2 separate regions of the Homo sapiens genome follow, and region 1 is linked to region 2. A link is a contact called in ENCODE Hi-C or POLR2A ChIA-PET data. All regions are on one chromosome and are shown on one strand. The core of a region is the stretch at or near the end of the contact, and the rest is flanking DNA. Distances in the headings are between cores, read along the strand shown. Region 1 overlaps NUDCD3 (NudC domain containing 3). Region 2 overlaps CAMK2B (calcium/calmodulin dependent protein kinase II beta).

What was found. Hi-C counts contacts between places; a loop is a spot of excess contacts on that map. ChIA-PET counts read pairs that join two places held with the same protein, here RNA polymerase II (POLR2A). Pooled maps may share reads with other maps.
Region 1: a map of motor neuron shows a loop between it and region 2 (4-fold over the local background). The contact joins two enhancer-like sites. A Hi-C loop is called at or near these places in 20 of 168 maps with a recorded cell type or tissue (CD14-positive monocyte, HCT116, OCI-LY7 and 15 more), 3 of 37 single-sample maps with no recorded cell type and 13 of 50 pooled maps. POLR2A ChIA-PET finds 5 or more read pairs at or near these places in 6 of 52 experiments (BJ, MCF 10A, OCI-LY7 and 3 more).

What each region holds. Positions count from the first base shown.
Region 1 is chr7:44,472,204-44,476,204 of GRCh38, reverse strand. The region is part of intron 2 of NUDCD3 (NudC domain containing 3); the gene reads left to right. Among named protein-coding and RNA genes, the nearest start is that of NUDCD3, 16 kb to the left of the region's middle. Within about 2 kb of position 2,709, at least 4 of the 41 ENCODE cell types and tissues checked have a DNase peak (open chromatin) inside an H3K27ac peak, as active enhancers do.
Region 2 is chr7:44,222,125-44,226,140 of GRCh38, reverse strand. All of the region lies in intron 20 of CAMK2B (calcium/calmodulin dependent protein kinase II beta), which reads left to right. Among named protein-coding and RNA genes, the nearest start is that of YKT6, 23 kb to the right of the region's middle. Within about 2 kb of position 1,765, at least 4 of the 41 ENCODE cell types and tissues checked have a DNase peak (open chromatin) inside an H3K27ac peak, as active enhancers do.

The DNA of each region.
Region 1 (4,001 bases), core at 1,460-3,959, 250 kb before region 2:
CGTGTGTAGGCTCACACTGCCTGAGAAATTTGGGTTCCTTGTTTCGTCTTTAAACAGCTTCTTCCTTTACTAGTCGAGGCTTTTTCAGGTGCCCATTGCAGGAGACCCCTTTGTAGAGTCACGGGGGCTTAATCAGAATCCCCTTCTCTCCATATACCCAACCCCGTAGACTGTGGTGAGGATTGAATGAGACCTACTTAGCATGATTCCTGACAGAGTGTGCACTCAAGTAGATACTAGCTATTATCGTTACTATTATTTCTCTTAAAAAAGAAAAAGCTTTTCATTTTTCTTTCTGATTATACTCAATGTACAATATTTGGAAAATACAGATGAGTATATAAAGAAAATCCCTTCACTTCCTATTAACTTTTTGGGATATTTTCTATGGCTTTTCTTTTCTTTCCTTCTTTCTTTTCCTCTTCCCTTTTCTTTTTTGAGACATAGTCTTACTCTGTTGCCCAGGCTGGAATATAGTGGAGCACGGTGCAATTGTAGCTCAGTGCAACCTCGACTTCCTGGGCTCAAGCTGTCTTCCTACCTCAGCCTCCTGAGTAGCTGAGATCACGGATGTGTACCACCATGCCTGGCTAATTTTTAAAAAATTTTTTGTAGAGACGAGACTCCCTGTGTTGCCCAGGCTGGTCTCAAACTCCTGGGCTTAAGAGATCCTCCTGCCTCAGCCTCTCAAAGTGCTGGAATTACAGGCATGAGTGTCTGTATCCAGCCTGTTTTTTTCTTATGCATGTAAACATATACATAAATACATGTATGTATATTTATAAAATTTTATTACACTTTATCTTCTTTTATGCTGAACAGAGTATCCTTAGCATTTCCTGCATGCCTTTTGCTGATTTTGAATTTGTGATGTAGACCAGCCTGGCCAGTATGGTGACAGCCTGTCTCTACTAAAAATACAAAAATTAGCTGAGTGTGGTGGTGCATGCCTGTAGTCCCAGCTACTCGGGAAGCTGAGGCAGAAGAATTGCTTGAACCTAGGAGGCGGGGGTTGCAGTGAGCTGAGATCATGCCACTGCACTCCAGCTGGAGTGACAGAGCGAGACTTCGTCTCAAAAAAAAAAAAAAAAAGAAATGAATTTGTGATGTACACTGTTGAGTGTTGTCTACCTGAAGTGGCTCTTGTCCTTGGATGAGGGCATATGCTGCATAGTATGCACTGAGAGAGAATAATGAATAGAAAGCCAGGGGTTGAGGGATGTCTGTCTGTTTCCCCTCAGATTCAGCTATCTGTGGACCCCACCTGGGGATTGAGCCTTAGGCCACCTGGCTCAGTGTCATCTTGTGTCATAGCTGCTATTTCACCTTTCCAGTGATTCACCCTGAAACTGCACCTTCTTTAAGAAAGCTCAGGCATAAGAAGCCTCCAAGCGATTTGACTTAAATCACAAGTCAGGAAAACCTGATTTAAGTTGTTAGGAGGACTTTTAAAAAATTCTCACAAGAAACATTGCATTTTTATTTTTTATTTTGCAGTTTATTTTTATTTTGCAGTGAAGGTTATATGCTTCATTTTTAGAAAGCAGTGTTGAGTTTGCTGGATATTGAAGTTATATCAGAAAATAACCTGGTATCTTAACGTTTTCAGAGTTGGATGGGTTCAGGGAGCATGTGGTCAGGGAGGAGGAAGAGGAGTGTTAGAATCATCTGTGGAGTTTTTCCCCTGGAAAAATGTGTATTTCCAAAAATTGAGAACCAGTGATCTGCTTCCTTTTTACAGGTGAAGAAATTGAGATGTACAATGGTCAAGTGCTTTGCTTAAAATCATACATTTAGAAGGTAGGGCCAGAGAGTTATTGGGAATTGAAGCAGAACTACCTCGTGGACTAACTGAGGATTTATTTGCATTGATGTGTTAGAAAAAAGCAACTAATTACCCTACTATCTGAGAGATACTTTTTAAAAACTAGCCAATTTCTTTTAAAATAACCAACTTCTATTTGAATATTTTTCTATAATAATAGTTCTTCTTTTTATGCTAGCTTGGTTTTTTTTTTTTTTGATGTTGGAAAGGTAATATATGTACTTCACAAAATGTTTATTAGGTAGAATTTGAAATACAAAAGACAGTAGACAGAAGAACATGACTCCTCATGTGCTCATTGCCCAGTTCCAACAGCAGCCTGCTTTTCTCCCTCCTGGTTTATTTTGAAACAAATTCTGCCTTGTATCATTTCATCTGTAAATATTTTCAGCCACTGTTTAAACTTCCAGTTTTCTTATAGTGTCCTAATTAAAAGAAAGTTTTGTTTGAATCAGGCTACTAATAAGGCTCCAAACACCAATGCCTCATAGTCAACCCTCCATTTTTCTCTCTTTTTTTTCCCTCAAAATTTATTTGGTAAAGTAAATCAAGTTGTTTGTTTGTATTTCCCACTAGCTGGATTTTGCTGATTATTACCCACATGTGGTTTAGCATGTCCTTTGTCCTATTTCCTATAAGTTGGAGTTGGATTTAGGGTAACATTTTTGAAAGTTAGGAGAGTATGTAATAGAAGCAGGTTCTTCCTAAAGATGACTGTTGTTCAATATCATCTTTTGCAAAATTTTAATATTTTATATGTATGTATATATTTTCCCTACTATATATAGTACACATGCACAGACAAAAGCACATCAGTGAATGTTGCCTTTGTCATATCCCTGGAATGTGCTGTGAACCCTTGCACTAGATAAGCAGCTGACACTGACTGAATACTTCCTGTTGCCAGGTAGCTTCTCCTTAGTGTACACATAGGTTTTTCACTGTCCTCACAACTCTTTGAGGCCGTTCTGTTGCCTTCCCATTTTGTAGTTTAGGAAACTGACCCAGGCTCATGTTGTTGAGCAGTGGAACCTAGTTTGCCTTTGGGTGGTTTGCCCTGAGATTCTCCGCTACGTTAAAATGCTGATGTTCATATTGTTTGGTCCATAAAACATAAAATAAAATAAAATGCTTGGGTCCTTGCTCTAGAGATCTGATTTAATTGGTCTGAGTGTGGCCTCTTCTGTGTCATGTCTGGATTTTCAGAAACTTTCCAGGTGACTCTGATGTGTGGCCAAGATGTTTACTAACTGCCATGTAGTATTCTGCTGTGTAGATCTTATTATTTAATGAGTCCCCAAGGGGTGTGTACTTAAGTTGTTTCCCGTGTGCCAGCATCACAAATGATGTTGCAGTGAATATGCGTTTAAGTGTCTCTTGGAACATGTGTATGAATATCAGCTAAATGAATTCCCAGAACAGGAATTACTGGGTCAAAGGGTATGGCGTTTGTAATTTTGATGGATGTTGCTAAATTGGCCTCAGGGAGTTTGTGTCTGTTCTCTCACTGCTAGGTTGCTAGGTTGTCTCAGAGTACCCGACCCCATCCTAGGTGTTAGCCAGAGTCCCTAACTCCTTTCTGGGCTACTGTTACCTTTTCTTCTTTGGTTTTCTTTGAAATGTCGTTCACTTTTGAAATATCTTGGATTTAACTTTGTATATGTTTCTGTATTTTTTTCCATTCTTTGTATCTACAAATACTAAACCATTTGTTCATTTTGTTTGTTAGCACAACGCTATTTTGTTTCATAGCTTTATAATACATTTTAGCACTTGGTAGAACTAGTGTTTAATCTTTTTACCCCCAGACTTTTCTCAAATATTCCCGTAAATTAATTTTTGTGTATGAAAATTCTGTTGAAATATTCATTGAGAATACATTAAATTTATGTTTTGGATTAGGGAGAATTGACATCTTTACATTATTGAGTCTTTTGGTCTAAGAAAAGGTTATGTCTTATTTACTCAAGTCTTGCTTTATGTTCTTTTGTAGAATTTTAATCTTTTTATTCAGTAAGTCCTATACACCAATATCGAATTCTCTTACTGGTTTCTAATAGTTTCTCAGTTGATTTTCTTGGATTTTCTAGGAGTGCAGACTATTTCTTATTTATAGTAGTATTTTAGTAACAACTATATTTAGTAATACATCATTTATGTATTTGTCACATTTAGA
Region 2 (4,016 bases), core at 516-3,015:
GGACCTGCTGGGCCGGGACAGAAAAGTGTCAGTCCCGGCCTGAGACGCTCTAGCATTAGAGCTGTCCAAGTCCAGACAGCAGGGAGCAGGTGGGGATCGGGAGGCGCGGATCTGGGGGGCAGCTGGGGCCAGGCTGAAACAGAGCGGGCGGGACAGGAAGCACAGGCTGGGCAGCCTCCCCGGCCAGGGAGGAGCCAGGCTGGGCCACCTCCCGGTCTGTCTGCCGACTACCCGCAGTATCACTTACAGGGATGGATGACATCCCAGGGCTGCTGCCACCCCCACCTGTGGGGAGACACCAGACTGGGGGTGGTGTGGAGATACTCTTAGAGAAGAGGCTGCTGGGCCACGGGCTCGGCATGGCAGGGCAGTGGCTAGGTAAGTACTTGAGGGACAGGTGGGGTCTGCTTGCCACCGTCCCCTCTGCAGGCTGGGCCTGGGGGCTGCTGCAGGCGGCCAGGGCAGAAGGGTGTGGGGAGAGTGAACCCACAGGAGCAGCGGCTCGAGGAGGGGGATGCAGGCTGCAGGCTCAAAGGGGCACTGGATCCACCCTGGGTGCCCGAGAGAGCAGGGGGCAGCCCCTGGAGGGGTACTCACCCCCAGAGCTTCTGTGGTCGGCTGAGGACCCCCAGCAGGGGTTGACTGAGGGGATCAGAGGCAAGCAGCTGAGGGGAGAGGCCAGGTTCTTGATGCTGATAGGGTCGGGGTGCCTGGGCGACCAGAACTCAAGGAGGGAGGCATGGGGAGGGGCCGCCGTGCAGCTGGGGTGGGTGCACCGCAGAGCCTCTGGGAGTGGTCAGAACCCCCGACACCTGCCACTTCTACAGCAGCTCATCTGATTTTAAGGGGCTTGCTGCCCTTGCAGAAGTGGAGGGGTGTGCCCAAAGGAGCCTGCCTGGAAGGTCACCCCATCAGGTTGGCATGACCCCAGCCCAGGACTGCAGCCTGCCCTCAAGGTCTGTGCAGTATCTGGGGTGAGTCCTCTGAGGACAGGGCCCAGGGTGGGTGTGGAGTGGCCAGCTCGGGGCTCGGTGTCCAGGCTCACCTTCAGGGGCCACAGCACAGACCTGCCCTTCCAGAGTCTTCCCTGAGCTTGGCTGGGGAGGAGGGGGCTGCAGGAAGGAGCTGTGAGCAGGGCAGGATGGAGATTCGTGTGGCCCTCCTGGGAGGGGCTGGGCAGGGCTGGGAAAGGGGTGGGTGAGATGTTCCGGAACTCAGGGAAAGGAAGAGTCTGGGTACTGCCCTGGGGGCACCTGGGCCCAGGTGGCAGGTGGCCAGCTTTCTGCCTCCTTTCCACCTCCTTTCTCCAGAAGGCACCCACCAGCTGTGTAAATAGGGCAGGTGCCCACGGCCCGCCTCAGGCCCCGTCTCCTCCCCACCCACGCTCTCTAATCGCGGATTATACACAATCCAGCCTGATCCCTGGGCAGCTGCCCTCCCTCCCGCAGCCACCTCTGGCTCTGAGAGATGGGCTTGGGGCCAGCCTGGGGTCCCAGGAGTCCAGGCCAGGATGAGAACCTGCTCTGACCCCACCTGGACGCATTAGGCCTGCCTGGACCTGTTGCCTCACCCCAAGAGAGCCACAGGCAATGCAAAGGCTCCTGTTCATGTCAGGGCACCTGGAAGGCCTGACTTGCAGAGGCTCTTGGCTCGTGCAGACCCCTCCAAGCCCAGGCCCTGCCCACCACCTCCCCTTTGTCTCTGGAACTGCCAGGACAGCTTGTCCTCAGCCAGCAGGTTTCCCGACCCGGGCACCTCTTCATGTTGGGCCCCCCTCCTTTCCCTCCATCAGGGATCATGCCCTTCTTCAGGGGCCTGGATATCAAGGACACAAAAGCTCCCATGTGCTATGTGGGGAGGCAGAGTGGGGGCTGGGTTGAGCTGGGGTCTGGGCAGCGCCATTCCGCAGGGCAGGGGCAGCCTAGGCTTCCCATCTGTGGAATGGGTGGGTGGGTCTCACAACGGACCTGCTTCCCGTACTTCAGCACGGTTACCACTCTTGATTGGAACTCTGACCATGCATCTCCTCTTCTGTTTACTTCACGCTTTCTCTTCCCATCAACTCCCATTTTAATTACAATTTGTTTAAAAGCACTGCATATTACTTCATTAAACAGAAGATTAGTTTCACTTACCATTAGTGTAAGGTGACTATAGAACCAAAGCAGACTGGAAACCAAATGACATAATGTCATTCTCTTCTCCATTCCAGCTGCCTGCTGCTGTGCGCCTGAGAACCCCTGTGGAGTGGGAGGGGCAGCTGTCTCTGTACATTAGAAAGGGAGGTTAACTAAGTGACAGGAGGTGTTTGGGACATGTGGACACCAGACTTCTCTCTTGATGCAAGGAGGGCAGAGCCAGGCAGCCTAGTGGGGGCTGGCTTGGGGGCTGCTGGAAGGACTGGCTACAGGTGGAAGAGAGGTCAGACCTGAAGCTTGGGGCCACCTCCAGGAAAGGACAGGTGAAAGTGGAGGCATGAGGCAGGGGAGAGGCAGGTGCCAGGCAGAGGGTGGAGAGGAGGCAGGAACATAGCAGCTGGGGCGGGGGCGGGCCTCAAGTGTCATATGCTACTTTCCTGGGGCCCAGGGGCAAGGACAGGAACAGCCACAGCATGTGTTGGGACAGAGCCCTGTGCCTTCCTAGAGCTGGGCAGGTGGAATGGGGCAGGAATGGGACTCGTGGTGGCTGCAGCAGGAACTGGAGGGGAAGGGGCTTCTGGATCCTGCAGCCTACCTTCCTAGAGGCCAGCTTTCCGGGGTCCACCAGGTGGGTGGGAACTGGGCTTGTGTAGCAAGACTGCCCTGAGGACCATCCATGACATGGTCTAGATGAAAGTTAGGAAAGAAAGGGAGACAAGCTGGCAGCAGAAGTACAGCTGGGTCAGGAGCAAGGGCCTTTCCAGATAGGGACAACCCAAGAGTGCACATGTGCCCACGCCACACAACACAGGCACACACGACACGTGCACGCTCATAGGCACTGCACACACACATGCACAGGTGCTCATGCATATGTATGAGCTTCATCTACACACATTCACATGCCGTCCTGCTTATGTGCATGTTTCCATACATGCACATGAATGCACAATCACGTGTACACACATGCATGTGATCACATACATGAACATGTGTGCACCCCACTCCTCAGGTGCCATCGGGCTCCTCCTGCTGTCACTGTGCAGCAGGGGACATGAGGCCCCAGAGCAGACAGGTGCAGCACAGGCGTTCCCAGGCAGTGCCCCACACACATGCATGAGCACACCCGGGCATGTGGCGCCTCCTTTGTGGACTCAGTCACCTGCCAGGTGGGCTCCCTGGTGGTGTGAGCTCCCAGAGGTCTGGCGAGAGAGATAAAGGCAACCCCACCACCAGGCGTGCTGAGAATTCCCTCTTCTGGCTGGGCACAGTGGCTCATACCTGTAATCCCAGCACTTTGGGAGGCCGAGGTGGGCAGATCACTTGAGGTTAGGAGTTTGAGACCAGCCTGGCCAATATGGTGAAACCTCATCTCCACTAAAAATATACACACACAAAAATTAGCTGGGTGTGGTGGTGTGCACCTGTAGTTCCAGCTACTCGGGAGGCTGAGGCAGGAGAATCGCTTGAACCTGGGAGTCAGAGACTGCAGTGAGCCGAGATCATGTCACTGCACTCCAGCCCGGGTGACAGAGTGAGACTCCATCTAAAAAAAAAAAAGAATTCCCTCCTCTGGGAATTTAGACCACAGACAGGTTGCATGTATGTGGCCGTTGGAGGCAGCACTCACAGCAAAGAGTGGAAACGTCACCACAGGGCCTGCCTTCTGGTGAAAATGGTGTCCTGCAGGGCGGGCAGCTGTTTGAGGGCAGGTGTCCCAGGTGCGGCCTGCAGCAGCCTGAGGGTCACAGAGCGCAGTGCTGGGAGTGCAGAGACTTCCCCCACAGGGAGAGTTCCCAGGAACCTGCTTCCGGTGCACTTCTGGGGGTTTGAGTTTTTTCCACGGACGAATTACTTTGAGAAACCACTGTTACTCGT